2 separate regions of the Homo sapiens genome follow, and region 2 is linked to region 1. Evidence: read pairs that join two places in POLR2A ChIA-PET (ENCODE). Cell type or tissue: GM12878. All regions are shown on one strand. Each heading gives the region's core, and the rest is flanking DNA. Links, peaks and the distances in the headings are about the cores only. Region 1 overlaps CTIF (cap binding complex dependent translation initiation factor). Region 2 overlaps DYM (dymeclin).

The links. ChIA-PET counts read pairs that join two places held together with the same protein. Peaks named below come from ENCODE experiments on the same cell type or tissue, not always from the same donor. Only the 100,000 strongest peaks of a DNase experiment are listed, where the experiment ranks them.
Region 2: POLR2A ChIA-PET joins it to region 1 with 6 read pairs; 3 of 35 experiments call an interaction of 5 or more read pairs at or near these places.

What each region holds. Positions count from the first base shown.
Region 1 is chr18:48,808,483-48,819,231 of GRCh38, reverse strand. It overlaps CTIF (cap binding complex dependent translation initiation factor), which reads right to left. Exons shown (of 12, transcript NM_014772.3): 10 at 1,856-2,011. It overlaps CTIF-AS1 (CTIF antisense RNA 1), which reads left to right. Exons shown (of 3, transcript XR_935449.3): 3 at 1-1,232. Among named protein-coding and RNA genes, the nearest start is that of CTIF-AS1, 28 kb to the left of the region's middle. RefSeq lists enhancers at 4,901-5,060, 7,695-7,744. In GM12878, for the core only: no CTCF peak of the experiment used is centred there; no DNase peak of the experiment used is centred there; H3K4me3 peaks cover 570 bases; H3K27ac peaks cover 4,059 bases.
Region 2 is chr18:49,181,511-49,192,259 of GRCh38, reverse strand. The region is part of intron 14 of DYM (dymeclin); the gene reads left to right. Among named protein-coding and RNA genes, the nearest start is that of MIR4744, 140 kb to the right of the region's middle. RefSeq lists enhancers at 4,602-5,101, 5,102-5,603. In GM12878, for the core only: no CTCF peak of the experiment used is centred there; no DNase peak of the experiment used is centred there.

The DNA of each region.
Region 1 (10,749 bases), core at 1,374-9,373:
GGCACTTTGAGAGTGAAACAAAGTCAGGAGAGGCCATTGTCTGAATCTGCGAAACAAATCTGATTTCAAGTGCATTTGTTAAGAAATGTGGTTTGGGTACATGGAGTGGCAGAGGCTCATGGGTTTACAAAACACCCGAGAGAGAACTGTGTGCTCTGTGCTTGTCTGGAATGAGCATGCTATTGTTCTATAAACGGATGCTTCAAAAACACTCATAAATACACTCCCTCCCTTCTCTTAAATTGCTCTATTATTGTCTTTCTTTCAAAACCATAAAGATGCCCCTTGACCCCACAGCTCTCCTTCCCTGCTGCCATTCACAGAAAAACTTCTCGAAAGACGTGTCCACACTCCTGTCCTCACCTCCGCTGACACCCAGGGCCCGTGACCTGCTTGTTGCCAAACCCAGGACACTTTTCTGTCCTGGTCCTTTGATTCTCAGGAGGCTGTTCCTCCTTGTGTCCTGGTAGCCCCTGCAGAGGCCTGCCGGTGGTGGGAGGGTACAACATGGGGGAGGCGTCCAGGTCCCAGTGAAGGGCTGCTGTGAGGGTTCTTACACGCCCCCTTCCTCTCCCTCTCCATCTATACTCTCTTCCTGCGTGGTTCCATTTGGTCCCCAGCTTTGAGCACCAGGTGCATATCGATACTTCCCAGAACCCTCTATCCCCTACCTCCATGCGTGACCTCTTCAGGATCTCTAGACCCTTCCACCCGGCCAACCTCCGGGCAGTTCCCTAGGGACAGCTAACAGGCGACTCAAACATAACTGACTCTTGCTTTTCATCCCCATTCTATTTCTCATCCAGTATCCTCCATCTCAGAAAATGGGGCCACCAGGCTGGTAAACGGGGAGCCCATGTCCCCTCCTCCCTTCCCTCCAACTCACATTACCGAGTCCTGCTGGCTCTAACTCAGAAATTCAACTAGAGCCTAAACGTGCTCTTCGCCCTCACTCCGAGGCTGTCTTCCAAGCCACCAACCTCTTGCTGCGCAGCCTAAGCAGCCCCACTCGGCTTCCAGCTTCCACTTTGCCCCCTTTCAATTCTCTCCCCTGACAGCAGCCAGAGGGGTGTAGAAAGTGAGTTATAATATCTGGCAGTGCAACCACCTGCTAAATTCCTGCTTCTCAAAAGTTCCTTGGTCATTCTTGTTTCTTTCTTTTTCAGATGAAATTTAGAAGAAAATATGTTTTCATAGAATAAATAATCCAGTGGCAAACCAGTCCAATCCAATTCCAAGATCGCTCATTGAGACAACACTTACCATAGGCCTCCCCTCTGCAGCCAGTGCTCCCGATTGGGAATGACTGGAGCCTCAGTTCACAACACCCCACGGGGGAAGGGGGTGCTGGTTCCCTTTATATAAACCCAACGAAGAAAGACCTGGCTTTGGGGAGCAGAAGTGACTGCTGTTGCACATCTCTTTGCTGAAGGATGGGCCCCCTTTTTTTTTTTTTGGAGACCGAGTCTCGCTCTGTCGCCCAGGCTGGAGTGCAGTGTGCGATCTCGGCTCACTGCAGTCTCCACCTCCCAGGTTCAAGCAATTCTCCTGCCTCAGCCTCCCGAGTAGCTGGGATTACAGGCACCCACCACCACGCCTGGTTAATTTTTGCATTTTTAGTAGAGATGGGGTTTCATCGTGTTTGCCAGGATGGTCTCGATCTCCTTACCTCAGGTGATCCACCTGCCTTGGCCTCCCAAAGTGCTGGGATTACAGGTGTGAGCCACCGTGCCTGGCCCGGATGGGTCCCTTTCTAAGTGAGCCTACCCTCACAGCTTTGTCCCAGTTATCTGAGACGCATTCCAGACCTGGTGCTGTCTGGCTGTGCAGGGGGCACAGGCGGCAGGTCTCTTACCTCCCTGAGGCAGGTGTAGATGGGGCACACGAGCACACGGAAGGGCTCGCCTGTGCTGCTGCGCATGGTGCCGAAGACCTCGCACAGGAAGGTGATGAAGCCCAGCCAGCGCTCCACGTCCTGCTGCTGCAGCTCCTCGCGCACCGTGAAGTCCTTCTGTGGAGGCATGAGAGACCGCGTCAGCCTCCCGGGGCTGGGGAGGGGCCTGGGTGCCACCCTGCTGTGCAGAGCATCTGTTGTCTTGGGGCTGCTCCTGGGCAGCAGGCAAACCCCATGTTTTAAATGAGGATGGGGGTGCGTGATTGCACTCTCTGTGGCTGGGACCACCCTGACCTGGGGCCATAACACCTCTTCTTCAGGTGTCCCCAGGTTGGGGACACAGCTTCCTTGCCTCTAGGCATTGCCCAGACCTGCTGGTCATCCTCCTTCACTGACAGCAATGCTGATGTGGGAGGATGAGGTAGAACGGGAGGTGACACCCTCCCCAGACTCAGCACTTTTCCACTTAACTCCCTGTGGCTAAACCGTCTCCCTTTGCTAACCCCCAAGTCATGCCCTCTGCGTGGTGGACTGGGGGTAACCAGAACACTGCCCACCCACACATCATCAGCAGTGGCAACAGAGGACCATGTGGGCTAGCGCCCCAGCACTGGGCTACACAGCTACAGCCCGTCCCTCGAGGGGCCTAGGCATTCATTCGTTCATTCATTCATTCATCCTCCTTAAAAATATTATTGCCCCATTGTGTGACAGGCTCTGCACTAGGAGCTAAGATAAGACATATTCATTCATCACTGTGATACAAGAGAAGAAAGTATAAAAAACCAAGGAGCTGGGTTCCATGGGATGGTCGCTAGGGAAGGTTTTGGGGATGGGGCCATGAAATACCACAGTCATACCAGTGCTCAACAGAAAGGTTAATATAGCTAAGGTGTGGAGACCACACAGGAGGCCACTGCAAGCATCCAGGCAGGATGAAATTAAAACCTCAGCGCTCTGAGAGCTGAAAGATAAGAATCTGGGGTAGCTTAAATAATATTCAGAAAGATATTTCCCCTACCTCTTGTCTTTGGTTTTGGCCATATGTCTTGCTTTGGCCAATAGAATGAGGCAGGAGTGATGGTGTGCCAATTCTGATGTGAGGCGTTAAATATTTATGTTGACTTTCATGTTTCTTCTGTCATCCTAAGAAGACTCTCTCTGGGCTAGCCTGATGGTCCCAGGGAGAAGGTGGGCAACATATGCGACAGGGCCTCACCTAAGTCTAGCCTAGGTCAGGTGACCCCCAACCAACCTGCACACACACCATCTACATGCACGCTTACTGCTGCGTGCCACTGAGATTTTTATGGTTGTTTGTTCAGCCTCAATAGCTGACCAATACAGGAGTGACACAAGAGACATTGTGAAGGTCAATAGTACTTGCTAAGTGGTGGGTTGTAAGGGTTGATGGAAAGGGGAGACTCCAAGATGACGCCAAGATTCTTGGTCTGGGTGACTGTGTCACCACCAAAATAGAACATGGGAAGACAGGTTGTAGAATGTGACTCAGAGCATTCCCACAGCCCAGTCCCCCACACCACTGCTGACTTCAGCCAAGCATCCTTGGCACCAGAATCTCAGCATCTCCAGAGATGGAAGGCCCTCAGAGATGACTTGGTTAACATCTGTCCCTTGTGAGTGATGAAGGTGCAATCTAGAGGGTGGGCCTTGGTCTCCTCAGGTGGCAGGTCAGGGGCTGGCTGAGAAGCCCTGCAGTGCCAGCTTTGGATGAGCCTAGGCCACAGCTTATAATGACCTGAGTTTCATCAGTTACAAAAAAGTATATACTTGTGTGTGTATCTATAACTATTTTGATATCTATATTTATATGTAAAACAGTAACAGCAGCAGCTGCTATTTGTGAGCCAGACACTGAGCCAAGGATATTAATTGTGGTATTTTACATAGTTATCACAATGGTCCTATAAGGCAGGTCCTATTACTGCCCCATTTTATAGATGGAGAATCTGAGGATAGAGAAGTTGTGTAACTTGCCCATGACTATGAGCCAGTGGCAGGGCTGGGATTCAAACTGACGTCAGCCTGCTCTGGAGACCAAACATTTTTTCTCCTTATGGTGTTTTTTATTTTTCAAAAAATGTTTTTGTGTATATTTAAGGTATACAACATGATGCAATGGGATACATATAGGCAGTAAAAAGGTTACTATAGTGAAGCAAACAACATATCCATCATCTCACAGTTACCCATTTTTGTTTTGTTTGTTTTTGTGGCAAGAGCAGCTCTTATGGTGTTTTTAAATTGGAAAGTAGTGCATCAGAGCCCACGCTTAGTCACTCTCCAAGTCTGTACTTTCCACGAAGCCATTTGTCCACACGGTCCCTTGTAAGTGCAGCCATGCCTGCAGACCTCATGGGCCTCATATTGACCCCTCAGGCCTCCTGCCTCCCCACTCCTTTCTCACTGAATTGTCCACCTGGGTATGATTGTAGAGTTCTGCTGTTTATCTTTCACCCAGGGTGAAAAGGGACCACAAGAGACTCCAGGGACCCCGCAAGTAGTGCGTGCCCAGCATCTTTGACAGCTTTGTCTCTTCTCCCTAGTCCAGAGCCTGGAGCAGGCAGTGTTCACAGGGGGTCCTAGCTGTTCAGGGTCTTTGTGAATGAATGAATTACATTGCCTGCCACCCCAGGGCCTGCCAAGGACCCTGCACTACTGGGCTTGAAGTCACACATCTTTTGGTGGTTTCATTCTCATGAACCTTTGTTTATCCCACAATATTCTTATGTGATCTGAGCAAGAGTGGGCATTACCATTCTCATTTTAAAATGGGGACAACTAAGGCACAAAGATATTAAAAGACATGACTAAGGCCACACAGTACTAGAACTTGAATGAAAAATTAAGCCCCTTCTCTGCTCTGGGTTAAACGCTCTTGCCCTGGTTGTACATTGGAGTCACCTGGAGGAACTCTGAGGCTGCTGATGTTGGGACCCCACCCCGGAAAGTCTTGTGTAACTGGTCAGGGTGGGGCTCAGACACTGGTAATTTTTGGCAGCTCCCCAGCTGATTCTAACGTGCAACCATGGCTCTGAACCACAACTCTAGGCCTTTATCAAGTGCTAACTCGGGTGTTAAAATGGTGCCCCTCTATCAACCCCCAGCTTGTCATTTCCTTATATTCCCTAAAAATACCCATGAAGGCACACATCAAAGAACAAAGTCCCACAGCAACACTGAGAAGGAAGATAACAGTTCCCCAGCAGACTCCTCCCAGACTCAGGAGGTGACATCATTAACTAAAGTGCTGTCACCAACAAATTCTGGTTGCCCAGGGGACCCAGAAGACCAAAGACAGGGGGTAGCTTGAGGCTTCAGCCCCTTCCTCTATCTGTCTCTGGCTGGTAGACAGTATCTGTCAGTACTAGCAAAGCCCTGTGCCTGTGTATTAAGGCAGCTCCCATCTGCACCACCCTTATTCCAGGCCTTGGAGATTCGGGGCAGTGCAGGGGCAGGAGGAGACTGGGTGAAATGCTGTGTCCTTTAAGGGATGGTGCTCTCAGGCAAAGCCCTCTGGGGCAGGAAAAAACTTGGAGGCAGTGTGTACAAGGAACTGAAGTTTTAAAAAATAGATTGCATCTGATCAAAGAACTAGCTCTTGACTCAGTTTCTTCCTGATCATCCATGGCATCAAGAGAGCATTCTGTTTTGGGCTAGCAAAGGTTACTAGGAGATTGAATGCCTGCTAAATATTGGAAATTGGATTTGAGATGAGCTCATGAAGCCACCCTCCAGCTTTAGGTCTGAGAGGGAGACTCTGCCTAAGCAGACACCAAGCTAGTCCAAGGCTGATGCGCACAGCAAACACAAAAGACCAGACAGGGGTGATCTCATTCAGGATTGAGGGAGGCGCAGAGCAATATGGCATCTACACAAAAATCCTGCCTGGCAGAATAAAGGAGCAGTGTCGTGAAAACTTAATGGAAATGTGTAACTCTGAACATATTAATGACAATCAACCAGATATAAATAAAATGAAAAACTCAAGTGCAAAACATGTGGGCTTGTATGTAAGGAGAATGACAATATAGATTCTATGATGTGTGAATAGGCATTCGAAGGAAGGGATTGTGATTAGCTAAGCAACTCTCAGGCTGAAATGAAGTGTGAGACAGGAACTGGGATTAGGAGAGAGCCAATGGAAACTAGAAATCCAACAGCAAAATCAAAATGAATTGGAGGCAGTAAAGGATAGAATGGATAATGCAGAAAAAGTAATGCAGAAGATAAACTTGGAAACCACCTAGAGAGCAGAATAGATAAATAGACCAGAAAGCTGAATACAAAGATAAATAGACTAGAAACAAAAAGAAAAACGATAGAGAAGATAGAGAGTGGACATCTAGTCTGTGAATTAGAGAAGTTTTCAAAAAGCATACCAGAATACACAGAACAAAGAGAGCAGAGAAATAAACTTTCTCACTGAAAATAAATAATAATAAAAATGAGTTGACTCTTTGGGTAAAAAGTGTTCACAGTGTTCCGGAAGTCCCTTGCCCTGCCCCAGTTTTACTTAGCGGAATAATTTTCTTTTCTTTTTTCATTTTTTTTTTTTTTTTTGAGACAGGGTCTCGCTTTGTTGCCCAGGCTGCAGTGCAGTGGTGCGATTAAGGCTCACTGCAGCCTCGACCTCTTAGGCTCAAGTGATCCTTCCACCTCAGCTTCCTGAGTAGCTGGGACTACAGGCATATAACACTATGCCTGGCTAACTTTTAAATTTTTTTGTAGAGACAAGGTCTACGTTGCCCCCGCTGAATTTTCTTTTTTAGTTTCGCAGAAAAAGAAAAATTTAAAAACAGCTACGAAGGAACAAAAGACAGTCTTCTTACAAAGGAAGAAAAATCTGGTTGGCCTTATACTTCTTTATTTGAGGTTAAAAATTCAGAGACATGAAGGCAACGTCTTCATGAGTTTGAAGGGAAAAGAACAAACCTGCCTATGAGTGAAAGCGAGAGAAAGATCTTACATAAGCAAGTTCTAAAACAAATCACTCCTACATGTTTATCTTAAAAAATTCAATGCTGCAGTTGCTATGAAAAATAGTATGGCCAGCTGGGCGCGGTGGCTCACACCTATAATCCCAGCACTTTGGGAGGCCAAGGCAGGTCGATCGCTTGAGGTCAGGAGTTCGAGACCAGCCCGAGCAACATGGTGAAACCCCGCCTCTACTAAAAATATAAAAAATTAGCCAGGTGTGGTGGTGGGTGCCTGTAATCCAAGCTACTCGGGAGGCTGAGGCAGGAGAACTGCTTGATCCCGGGAGGCGGAGGTGGCAGTGAGCTGAGATCATGCCACTGCACCCCAGCCTGGGGGACAGAGTGAGACTCCATCTCAAAAAACAAAATAGTATGGTGATTCTTCGAAAAATCAAAAACAGAATTACTATATGATCCAGCAATTCCACTTCTGGGTATATATCCAAAGGAAATGAAATCAGGATTTCAAAGAGATGTCAGTATGTAGCATTACTGACAAGAGGTGGGAGCAACCCAGGCATCCACCCACAGATGAATGGATCAACAATACGTGATATATACATACAGTGGAATACTATTCAGCCTTAAAAACAGAAAGAAATTCTGACACATGCTGCAACGTGAATGAACCCTCAGCACATTATGCAAAGTGAAATAAGCCAGTCACAAAAAGACAATACTGCATGATTTCACTTATGCAGGTATCTAAAGTAGCCAAACCCATAAACAGAAACGACAGTAGAATGGTGGTTACAAGGAGCTGGGGAGCAGGGGACATGGGGGGTTAATAGGTAGAGAGTTTCAGTCTTGCAAGATGAAGAAGTTTTAGAGACTGGTTGCATGAGAATGTGACTCTACACTATTGAACTGTACACTTAGAAATGCTTGAAATAGTATATTTTATGTTATTTTAAAACTACAATTAAAAATAATAAAAAATAAAAAGAACTTTCCGAATGCATGTTATGGCCAACAAAATTTATGATTTAACTCTGAGGAAACCATGGTATAGAAGAAACAGAAGGGAAAACTGAAACTACAACCAGGTAGACTTATTAAGTTAAGTTAAAATAAGTCATTATAATTTTGGTTATACAATGGAATCAAAAGCCAGAAATAATCCTTGGAAGAGAAGATATTTAATTTTAAAATGTAATTTAAATAAGAATTTTATAGTAGTAGTGACTTAATAATCCAAGATTAAATTACTAGAGATTAGTAAATACTGGTGGGAAGGGGATAGAAGTCTGTAAAGCACACAACATTTCCTAATTTAGGCCATAAGGATTCACAGGTTATTGCATCTTTCTTAAGCTTGGGAATCAGAGAAAAAAAATGAAAGTATGCCTTTAAAATGCTAAAAGTAAACACTAGTAACCACTAGCAGAACTGAAAACAGGATATAAAAAAATAAATGGATGGGTAAAAACAAGAGTGAGCAAATGAAAATAAAGTAGTAGTAAAAGGGAAGTATTTTTAAGATAACAATTATTAAATAAAATTATAAGGTTTTATATATAAAAATACAATCCATAATAAAGAGATAACACAAAATGTTATAGACTTTATAGTATAGATTTGAATATACCTGAAGCTATTGAAACATAAGAAAAAAAAAAGAAACATAGGAAAAAAACCAGAAAGGAAGAATTATATCAGGAAATAAAACCACTAACATTCTATGGCCGATTAAATGAATAAAAAACAAATGACTTAGGTGATTTAAATAATATAGTTAATAAGATTAAATTGAAACAAGCTTCATAGTAAGCTGTGATCTCAGTATAAATTTCAAAACATAGAAATTGTACAGGTTACATACTGGGACTATGAATTAACAACAATTAAAAAATAGCCAATTGCTTGAATACTTAAAAGGTATTCTTCTAAAGAAAAATGAAATAAAGACATACTCAAATATACAATACCTGTATTAGATTATCTAGGAAATAACTATAAAAACTTGTGGGATGTGGTCAAAACTATAATGAAAGGTCAATTTATAGTCTTAACTATTTTGGCCACTAAATAATGGAAGAAAATATATCATCTAAACCAATGTTATCCAATATGGTAGCCACTATCCACATGTGACAATATATTGAGCCCTTGAAGTGTGGCTATCCCGACTGATATGGGCTGTAAGCGTAAAACAGATATTACTTTTCAAAGGCTTAGTATAAAAACTAGAATGTAAAATGTCTCATATTTTAAAAATATTACCTACCTATGAAATTTTATAACACATATTATTAAATTTAAAATTACATATGTAGATCACATTATACTTCTACCAGACAATGTTGATCTAAACATTTAACTAAAACAATTAGAAAACCAACAATAGCTAAGGAAATATAAGGACATAATACAGATAAAACCCCCAAATTAATTACTTAGGAAATAGAGAAAGGAAATCACATATAAAATCAAGAAAGAAGAAACAGAAATAAAATTAGATATGAAAACAGATATGATATAGAAAAAAAGTATAATAAAATTATTTATAACTCTATGTTGATAATTTTGAAAAAATGATGAAATAGGTGATTCATTAAAAAAATCAACATTTGCTAAAAAAGAAATGAGCCAGAATAAACTAAAAATTCATAAGCTAAAATGAAAGTTATGAAAGAATTACCTTTATAAGGAAATCTCTAAACTTACAATTTTTATAGGTAAGTTCATTCAAACTTCCAAAAAATTAGGTAACTGCTTTCCTTTGCAAACTGACTCAGAACATAGAAAAAGAGACGCTTTCCAACCAGTTCCCTATAAACAAAATCTCATGATAGTAAGTTACAAATAAGGAAGTCTACAAGTTAATCTTGCTAATGTGAATAGATATAAAATCCCAAGTGAAATACTAACAAACAGATCCATTATAACCAAGTAGATTTTTATCAGGAAGGCATGGATGACTTAGTATCAGGAAATCTATAAATGTAATGTATTACTTCAATAGGCTTGATTAAAAAACGGCAGCAACACCTATGACCCTTAGAATGGAAGAGATAAAATGATTTGATTAAATATATGGAAAATCTGAGAGAAGCCTTTAATAAAGAGTATCATTAACAAGAGAGTTCAGTGACTAATTAATAAGAATATTTAGATACAAAATTAATACACAAAATCAACAGCTTTCTTTTATGACAGAATTAACTAGTGAGATTTTAATGTACAAAGCTCATTTAATAAAGCAATAAAATACTTAAGTGACATTATTAAGAAATATGCAAGAATTCTATAAAGAAAATTGCCTAACAAAACTGAAAGATTTAAGAGAACGTCTTCAACTAGCGAAGAAACACACACAATTCCTTATTGAGAAGACAGCATTGTGAAGATGGTAATTCTCTTTGAAATAATTCACAGGTTTAATATCAATCTGTACTCCATATCCCAATGTGAACTTTTTTGGGAGAAAAGGAAATGAAGACTTGAAAAAATAATCCTAAAAGTAATTTGAAAGAATAGCAAGGGAAATAACTAAAAACAAAACAACATTGGAAAGAGTTACACTACTCTTAACTTATCCTTAATAAAGCTTTATTCATTAAGAGGCTGTAGAGCTGACATCCGAATGGAGAGCTAGATCAGATAGCCTAGAAACAAATTTGGCATCCACAAAGGTTTATCACATGATCCCTTGAGGACCACAAATCAGTGGCAAAGGAAGCATTATTCACTCAAGCAACAGTGCAGGGACAGCTGTCTAAGTATCAGGAGGAAAATAATTTAGAATCTTACTTCACACTGGGCTCTAAAATAAATTCCAGATGGAATAAAGAGTCAAATGTTAAAAAAAAAAAAAAAAAGGACCAAAAATTTGAAGAGAATGAAAGAGTATTT
Region 2 (10,749 bases), core at 854-8,853, 370 kb before region 1:
GGAAACTGATGTACAGAGTGATTAAATGACTTGCTAGAGGCTAGGTGCAGTGGCCCATGCCTGTAATCCCAGCACTCTGGGTGGAAGGATCGCTTGAGGCCAGGAGTTCAAGACCAGCTTAGGCAAGACTCTGTCTCAAAAAAAAAAAAAAAAAAAAAAAAAAATTAGCCAGGCATGGTGGCACATATGTATAGTCCCAGGAGGCTGAGGCAGGAGGATCGCTTGAGCCCAGGTGTTTGAGGCTGCAGTGAGCTATGATTGCACTATTACACTCCAGCCTGGGTGACATAGTGAGACCCCGTCTCCAAAATGAGTGAATGAATGACTTGTTTAGAAAGCTATTAAAGCAGTATTGCAATCCAAACATTCTGGCCCCCAAAGCCACACTTTTGACCTTATTCTTTGCCTCTTAATAATCCTTTTAATAATAGTATGATTTCATTAGCTTTGCCCTTGAAATCATTTTGACTCATCGTAGAGCCATTACAAATTTAATATTATTTGATGTCTATACATTCTAAATTATATTTGTGTCTAAATTATTGAACTTCTGTTCTTTACCTACTCACAATTTCACTAGGAGATAATTTATAAAACTGGCTAAAATTTAAAATTGATGTGTAAACTGTAGAAACAGAAGAAACTCAAAACCATTTTTCTTGGTCATTTAAATTCTTTATTTTCCATTTAGTCTGGTCTCTGTTCTCTAAATATATAATAATGTCCTTGTTTTCCAAAGCTACTAATCCTTATAAAAATTTCATGGTGTTGTATCCAAAATATCTAAGTTCGGTTTTGATTTTTTATACAGGTTTGATTTTTTTTTCTTCTCAAAGTAATAGTGGATATAGGGTATTTTCAACTAGATTTCACAAAGTAAGCATTTATAGGCAGATTTTCAAGGTAACCCAAAAGGTTAAGTTTTAGGTTTTACTTAGTACTGGAAGAGGAAAAATTAAGAGTAATTACCAACTGAGTATAATTTACAATGGTGATTAATAGTCTCATAGCTTCCTTGTCATTCTTCTGTTTAGTTACTAACAATTGTATTTATTATTCTGCTAACTTTAAGTAAACAAGCAGAAGCTTTTCTGGGGATTCTGAAGTATAGTTACTATCAAAATATAGTCGACCCTTGAACGATGTGGGGCAAGATGCCAACCCCCAAACCCCCCTGCACTCCCCCCAGCACAATCACAATAGAACTTTGACAAATAACTTTGCATATGACTTTGAACTTCCCCAAAACTTAACTACTAATAGCCTACTGTTGACCAGAAGCCTTACCTAAAAAATATACAGTTGATTAACATATATTTTGTATGTTTTATGTTTTATATACTGTATTTCTACTATAAAGTAAGCTGGGAAAAGAAAATGCTATTAAGAAAATCACTATTTATTACGTAGAAATGGATCATCATAAAGGTCTTCCCTGTCTTCACACTGAATAGGCCGAGGAGGGAGGACGAGTAGGGGGAGGTGGTCTGCTGTCTCAGGGGTGGCAGACGTGGAAGAAAATGCATGTATAAGTGGATCTGCACAGTTCAACCCTGTGTTGTTCAAGGCACTGTATGTACACTTTTATACAGGTAACATTTATACAGAGACTTAAAAATGTTCACTTTTAAGTTCGTTCTTGTATCTCATGTTGATACCATTATTTTCATATGTGCATTTATTTTCAGGTAGCACATACTATATGCCAATAGGAAGTTCAAGACCCTATTAATTATAACAGTAGAAGTCTTAAGAATTCAATGTATTGTCTCTGCATCCTAGCATGCAATGGTTGTGGCATTGAGAGTCTGGGCAGAGAGAGCAATGTATGTCTGGTTAGGGTGGTTTCATTAAGTTTCATGTGATATCCTTCAGTCCTAAACCTCCAAAATCACTTTTAAAGATAGCAATGTAACCATATACAATGATATTTCAGTCTTTTCTGTAAAATGTTAAAAGTAAAAGAAAAACCAATGTAGTATCAGTGAATAAAAAGCTGCAGGAAAATTTATTTCTGTGTGTTCAGTTAGAAAAGTGTGTTTGGGAAATACTTTTCACAGTTTAGCTGATTGTACAATAGCCTCTGAATTTTTCTTACTATCCCTAAATGGTCAAGTCAGAGAGCATCATTATGGTTTAAATACTGGTCAGTAAAACACAATGGACAGTTATCTGTTCTGTGATTATCTTGCTGTTTTCTTGTCTTGCATAACACTATAGTACTGTAGCAGGCAGCTATTGAAACAGTGTTGTGATTGTCTAGTTTAACGGAAGGAAAAGAGCTTTTGTTTTCATTAGTTTTTTAATATTCCTTTTGAAGAATCACTGTCATTTAATTTTGGTGCCTGGCACTAAGCAGCAAATGCAAGAGGTATGCAGACTGCCAAATTTTATGTAACAGTTGATGTGACTATTGCAAGAGTTTGTGGTATTTCCTGTTATCATGGTTGTTTAGAGAAATTTTATTTCACCCTCACCATCTAGTTTTCTAGTCTCTCCTTTTCCCTGTGGCTTTATTACTGATATTAATAACCTGTGCATTGACTCTATATACAGTAATAATTTGTGGTTCTACAGAAAGATGATCCATTTGAGCTGGAATCATGGTATAAACTAAGAGGCACTGGTTACAAAGTGTAAATGTAACTCACTTATGCCTGTGACTTTTGGGTTATTTGGATTTATTTTTCTGTTACTTTTTTGCCCACATGCTTGTTATTTGGTCATTTCTGGGCTTGGGTCATTGTTTGGCAGATAGTAAATGTAGATTACTTGTTTTTTTAACTACTCTGGAGATAAAATATGATAACAGCATATTATCTAATGCTTCCCAGTGCTCCATATGCCATTTAGAAGTTTGGCCAGAACTATGAAAGCAAAGTTCTTTTGCCCTGGAAAAGAAGAAGCAGTTGAACTCATATTCTTTTCCCCACCTCAACCCCTTTTAAAAAAATTTTCGATTCAGGGAATACATTCAGGTTTGTTACAAGGATATATTGCATGATGCTGAGGTTTGGACTTCTGTTGATCCCGTCACCCATATAGTGAACATAGTAGTACCTGATAGGAAGTTTTTCAGCCCTTGTCCCCTTCCTCTGTCCCCACTTTTGGAGTCCTCAGTTTCTGTTATTCCCATCTTTATGTCCATGTGTACCCAGTGTTTGGCTCCCACTTATAAATGAGAATATGTGATATCTAGTTTTTTTTCTGTGTTAATTCACCTAGGAATCACTGCAAAATACATGATTTTGTTCTTGTTTATGGCTGCTTAGTATTTCATGGTGTATGTGTACCACATTTTCTTCATCCACTCCACCATTGATGAGCGTCTAGGTTGATTCCATGCCTTTGCTATTATAAATAGTGCTGTGATAAACATGCAAGTGCAGTTGTCTTTGTACCCATATTCTTTTTTTTATTATTATACTTTAAGTTTTAGGGTACATGTGCACAATGTGCAGGTTAGTTACATACGTATACATGTGCCACATTGGTGTGCTGCACCCAGTAACTCGTCATTTAACATTAGGTATATCTCCAAATGCTATCCCTCCCCCTTCCCCCCACGCCACAACAGGCCCCAGTGTGTGATGTTCCCCTTCCTGTGTCCATGTGTTCTCATTGTTCAATTCCCACCTATGAGTGAGGACACGCGATGTTTGGTTTTTTGTCCTTGCGATAGTTTGCTGAGAATGATGGTTTCCAGCTTCATCCATGTCCCTACAAAGGACATGAACTCATCATTTTTCATGGCTGCATAGTATTCCATGTGTACCCATATTCTTAAGAGGAACTTTTCATTTATGAACAGCCAGATCTTAGAGGCCCATTTTCCTTTTCCATTGTCTGTGTGTCACAGACTGCCCCTGACAAGGTATATTAAGAATATGCTCCTTCTGTGCTACATTGTCTAGCTGTGATGGGCCTCATAAAACAAAATGGACAGAACCAGGACCCCCTGGATGAAGTACTTCTACTTCCCACCTCATATGAATCTTTTCTTTAAATGAAACCAAGTCAGTTTGTGTTAATTTGAAATGCCTTCTCCACAGTCAAACTGGTGGTGGTTTTGTTCTGCCATAGTGATAATGCTACCCCCCAAACAGCCAAATGAACGCTTAAAATGATTGCTTTATAGTTAACTCAGCTCTGGGATATTTGTATTCTTGGATTTCAGTTTGTTGGCACACAACTTAAATCACTGCTTTTTACGTATTGGGGAATGTATATCCTTATTTGAGTAGTGCTTTTTAACTTCAAGAATGAAAAAGAATCAATAAGTTGTTTTTTTCAGAGGATGAGGTGGCCTTATTGATTTATAACGTGTGGAAGTTTGATATCTCTCTCCATAATCAAAACCACAGAACTCACTTTCTCAATACCTATTGTGTTTTTTAGCATAAAGAAGCCATATGTATTATCATGTTATTTTTCCTAACATGGTTCTGTAGGTGATAGTCTCTGATTTTGTACATTTAGAAAAGTGAATTTTTCCCTCTTACATAACCAAATGACATTTCTTCTGGTGGTCTATATTTATATAAATACAATAGTTATTTTCTGGCCTATTAATATTTGTTACTCAAATATTTGGGGAGAGTTTCATTCTCATTCTGTTATTTTTAGATATATTATCATCCCATTAAAAATATCTTTCTGATGTCCTATTTCAGCTTTGAATTTTAATTCCTTGTATTTGTCTTAAACTGTGATGTTCAAAAATCAGTGTTACCTAGAATTAATTGTCTTGTTTAATGTACAATTCTGCTGAAAAATATGTTAATGGGATTTCTAATGCCTTAGCTCATTATACTAGCTCACTAAATGTATAGTGTTTGGCCCAAAAGTGACAGCTTTCCATGTGTGCTATTTTGTTTATTTATTACTGTCCTTACTGTCAATGTGAACAAATGAGCACAGAGTTGATACTCAGAATTGGGCAAGTTGTAGGTGTTAGGAGCAGGACAAGACCAGATCTTCACTTCACCCATTTTCCCCATGAGATTGCAAGAGTAACTTTTCTTAGACTGTGTACCAGCAGCGGCCGGGCGCAGTGGCTCACACCTGTAATGCCAGCACTTTGGGAGGCCGAGGCGGGCGATCATGAGGTCAGGAGATTGAGACTATCCTGGCTAACACAGTGAAACCCCGCCTCTACTAAACATACAAAAAATTAGCTGGGTGTGGTGGCAGGCGCCTATAGTCCCAGCTACTCGGACGGCTGAGGCAGGAGAATGGCGTGAACCCAGGAAGCGGAGCTTGCAGTGAGCCGAGATCGCACCACTGCACTCCAGCCTGGGTGACAGAGACTCCATCTCAAAAAAAAAAAAAAAAAAAAAGAAGATTGTGTACCGGCAGTGAATATATGATCTCCCTTTTGACAATCGGATATTCACAACTGAGCGTTTGTCCCTATGTCCTCTGAAAGTGATGGTTGGATTTATAATTTTTTAGCAAGATCCCTCTGGATTATGCGTGCATTTTTGGTTACTAGATACAGATATACCTGAAAGCCCTACTTTTACATTGTAAAGTTTGTTAGAATTCACATTCTCTTCGGTGTGAGTGAAGATGGTGAACCTCATAGTAGTGTAAAAATAATAAAAAATGTTTCAAATCTGAGCCTCAAAGAGGTTGGCCTGATGGATTCAGTCCATAAATAGGACAGGTGGGTGGATGGATGATCTTAGGTAGGCTTACTGACTAAAGTGACTTTTAAAGAAGTTTTTGGAGGACAGACCTTTGGTGGATTAATAGGTTTGTTCCAAGCGTAGGGGGTGGCATAAAAGAAGATATAGGCAATAGTGGGCGAGAGAGACAAAGGATTCATTTAGGAGAAGACAACAGGGAATGGGACAGGATGTGGGAGGAGATGAGATCAGACATAAGAATTGGAAAAGAGTTGTGGACCATTTAAAGACAAGAAAAAAAGTTGTGCTTTAAATGTTGAGAGCCAACACTGATTAGAAGTGTGTTTGAACATATACTCCCTCTAAAAGAGAGAATGCTAGCAGTTCAGTAAGTTTCATTGTTTAATAAAAAAAGACAGTGGGCAGAGCAAAAAATAAAGTGATTATTAAGTGAGTGATTATATAATTTATGATCCAAACCTGGTCACTTTAAGAGAGTGAAAGGGATACTATTTAGTGAGACAAAATGTGTAAACTGGGACTGGACAAATCAAGATGTGGTTATCCCATTATTATTAAATAATGACTTGGAATTCATTAATAGATCACAAAGACAGGAAAAATTAAAATCCTGAGTTTTGAAAGTGACACATCGTAATAATCCTTTAAAAACTAAACAGGAAGGTGTCAGATTTTGGTCAGGACAAGCAGAAACAGTTGCTGAGGTTGATAGACAAATGTTGGTGTTTTCATAGCATTGTGCATATGGTGCTTAGGCTATGAGTCAGGCTGCCTAGGCTTGAGTTCTAGTTCTGCCACTGACCAGCTGGTAATCTTCAGCAAGCAAGTTGGGAATAACAGGGAAACCTGCCCCTCTGGGTTGAGGCCAGGATTAAACGAGGCCATGTGTACACGCAAAATACTTTGCACAGTACATGTCACATGCTAAGCACTCACATGTGGCTATTATTTTTTTCTACTATTACTACAATAACAACTACTTTTTATACATTAGCAGTTAGCATATTTTCAATTTAAAGATAAATACTTTAAGCTTTCTGATGTTGTTGTGAGCTTTCTGCCTTTTATTTCTAGCAATATTTCAGTAATTGATGAAATAAATTCGAAAAACTGTTTTTCATTCCAGCTTTAATATTATGAAGCTCACATTACAACTTCTACCTGTCTAGACTGTTCTTACTTTTCATAAGTAGACAAGTTTCCACAGTCATATAATAGAATTATTGAATACAGTAATTCTCATTTTACATTCAAGTAAGTCTTAAAGATGTAATTTTTAGCAGCATTGTGTTTTTCAAATCCAATTCCTGCTCTGTAGCAGATAGGTTCTGTTGTTGCTATAAATGATAGCTGAATAGTAATCATTTAATTTTCTCTTTTAAGAAAGATGAAACTTTTCTTGGGGATGGGGGATGGTTCTTGGCAAACAAAAATGATGTGATTTAGGTCTTTTATAGAAATTCATGAGATTACTTGTAATTCAACTTGAACATGTCCTTCTTGTATTTATTGTTCCTTTTTATTGAAATACTCTTTCTCAAGATTGTGCACAACTCACACACACACAGCATCTTCAGGTCTTTGCTTAAATGACACCTCCTCAGTGAAGCCTTCCCTGACCACCCCTTCCAAAAACTAAAGCCTCCTTCTAGCACTCCTCATTCCTTCTGTAGCTTTATTTTATAATGTCATAAATGATGGTTATTTTAGAAGCCCTGTAATAGTTCTTCTTACCTCTGAGATATATGCGGTGGTCCCCCATTATCCTCGTTTTGTTTTCTGGGGTTTCAGTTACCCACAATCAAATGTAGTCTAAAAATATTAAATGGAAAGTTTCAGAAATAGAAAATTCGTAAGTTTTTAATTGTGCACTGTGCTGCATAGTGTAATTAAATTTTGCCGTGTCCCACCTGGAATGCGAATCATCCCTTTGTGTAGTGTATCCCTGTTGTATATGCGACCTGCCCATTAGTCACTTAACAGCCATTACTTAGCAGCCATCTCAGTTATCAGATCAAAAAACCATAGTATATATTGGGTTTGCTACTATCCATGGTTTTGGGAATCCACTGGGGGTCTTAGAATGTATCCCCCGTGGATAAGGGGGGAATACTGTATTGCTGCAGTATCTCTGAACTCTGACTCTGTGATGGAATAAGGGTTTGCACTTCTCTACTACCTCAGTAACCCAGTCCTTAGGGAATTGAGCTTTCTTTTATAATTAGTTTGCTTGTAAGAGAACTTATGGAATGTCTAATCTTAGTTGGGAGTGAGTTGTGGCCTTGGCTAAGGATGAAGTGACAATACTCTTTCAAGCATAGCCCTCTGGAGAAAAGGCCACTTCCCTTCCCCCGCCAAAAAAAAAAAAATTTTGTTTTTTGTTTTTTTGTTTTTCCCAACAGAAGAGTTTTTACTACTGGAGACCCAAGAGCCCTAACTTGCTTTTTAGTGGGAAGAGAGGAACTGCCTCATCTTAAACACATCCCTATGTATATTAGTCAGCTCAGGCTCATAACAAAATACCATAGACTGAGTGGCTTAAACAACAGAAGTTTATTTTCTCACTGTTGTAGAAACTGGAAGTCCAAGATCAAAGTGCCAGTAGGGTGGGGTCTAGTGGGGTCTGGTGAGGGCCCTCCCCTTGGGCTGCAGATGGCTGCCTTCTCACTGCGTGTTCACAAGGCCTCTTCTTAGTACGTGCACAGAGAGAGAGATCTGTGGTGTCTCTTTGTATGGAGACACTAATCCTTTTGGGTCAGAGCCTCACCCTTATGACCTCATTAACCTTAATTATTTCCTTATTCCAAATACAGCGATACTAGAGGTTAGGGCTTCAACATAGGAAATTTGGGGGAGACACATACATTCAGTCCCTAACACTGTGCATCCCAAATTATTTCTGAGTTCAGTTCAATTAAATAAACATTTTTTGAGACCCTGTTAAATGTACAGGCACTACGCTAGGCATCAAAGAGGCAGAAGTGAACTATCCCAGGCTCAAGAACTTAATATTTAGTGAAATAAAATGTATATAATTAACTTGAAAATGTGGTAAATATTTTTCTAAGCTACATTTTGAAGGGTGAATCGAAAATTGCCAGGCAGGTTTGTATAGGGGAGGGAAGTGAGTGTAGGCCAAGCAGTTAACGGAGGAACAGAATGGAGTGTGCAGGAATGATGAGCGGACTGATGTGGAGTGAAGTAAAGAGTGATGGGCACAAATTTAGAAGTGCAGGACTGCCTTGTGGTGTTTGTCCTTCCTGATGGTGCCACAACGTTTTCTGGAAAAGTAGCAAGTACCTAATATGTTGATTTTCACAATGAAGGATAAGTTTTAAAAGACTATCAATGACTGGCATTTACAATCTACAATAAGAGACTAGTTGTGCAAATAAAATACAGTGATACAAATCACTTAATTAGTGGGATTAGGTGAATAAAATTTCCCCTCAAATACGTAGTGTTGTATTTAAAAAATCACAGTGAAATTTAAAATACTGTGGTTATCAGAGATGGAAAAAAAATGTGCAATCACCACTTCAAGTAAGGAAAAACATTACATTAAAAATCTTTGGTTTTCTCCAGTGTTCCTTAAGTTTCTACGTAAAATATCTAAAACTGTGGGGTTTTCTTCACACAGATGTTCAAAAATCACTATTCACTTCCAACCAAGATAGAGTAACAGAGACTGGATTTACCCTTCTGCCTGAAACAACAACCAAAACAGACACAGTATATAGAACAGGGACTTTGGAGACACTGGGCATCAGGCAACAAAAGAAACAAATCCCTGAGAGATGTTAGCAATTGAGGGGAGCCCTGTGAGTATTGAGAGTTCCCAGACCACTGTTCAGAATTATAGCTAATAAGCCAACAAATAGAATCATAAAAATACTCAACCCAAAAGAAGGCAGAAAAATGGAAAAAGGGGAAAAAAAGAATCAATAGGACAAATGGAAAACTATAGCAAAAGGATAGATATAAATGCAACCATATCACTAACACCAGCAAAAGAAAGCAGGAGGGACTTATCAGGCAAAGTGACTTCAGAGAGGAAACATCACCAGAATAAAGAAAATTATTTCATAACAATGAAGGAATCAGTGTATCAAGAGGACTATTATAATCCTAAATGTGTACTTTATAACATACACATTTGAAGCAAAAACTAATAAAATTGCAAGGAGAAACAAATTACAGTTATAGTTGGAGCTTTCAATATATCTTTGTTATTAACTAATAGAAAAAGTAGACAGAAAATGAGTAAGAGTGTGGAAGACTTAATGCTATCAAACAACTTCACCTCGTTGACATTTATAGAACACTCCAACCAATAACAGCTCCAGCCAAAACATTTGCATAGGAACATTTGCCAACAAAGACCATATTCTATGCCATCAAACAAGTCTCAGTAAGATTCAGGTTATAAGATTCAAGTCATGGAAAGTTTGTTTTCTGACAACAATGGAATTATAATAGATATCAATAATGGATAACTTTCTGGAAAATCCCCATATATTTGGAAATTAAATAACATACTTCTAAATAATCCATGAATCAAAGAAGAAACCAAAAGCGATTTTTAAACTAAGTGAAAATGAAAATGGAACATATCAAATGTTGTGGGATGGCTGCCACTAAAGCAGTATTTTAAGGGGAAGGTATAGCCTGAAATGCCTATATTGGAAAGAAAGAAAGATCTCAAATCAGTGACTTCAGCTTTCACCTTAAGAAACTAGAAAAAGAACAACAAATTAAGCCCAAAATAAAATAAAAATAATAAAAAGCAGGAATCACTGATATAGAAAACAAATGCAGTAGATAAAATTAAAACCAAAAGCTCATTCCTTGAGAAGATCAACAAAAATGATAAACCTTTGGCCAAGATTGTATGTGGAGTAATTTTGGGCTGTATCTTGAACATATGATGGTTACACAGATTAGGTATCCCTAATCTAAAAATCCAAAATGCTCCAAAATTCAGAACGTTTTGAGCACCGACATAATACTCAAAGGAAACATTCACTGGAGCATTTTGGATTTCAAATTTTTGGATTTGGTATGTTCACCTGGTAAGTATCATGCCAATATTCCAAAA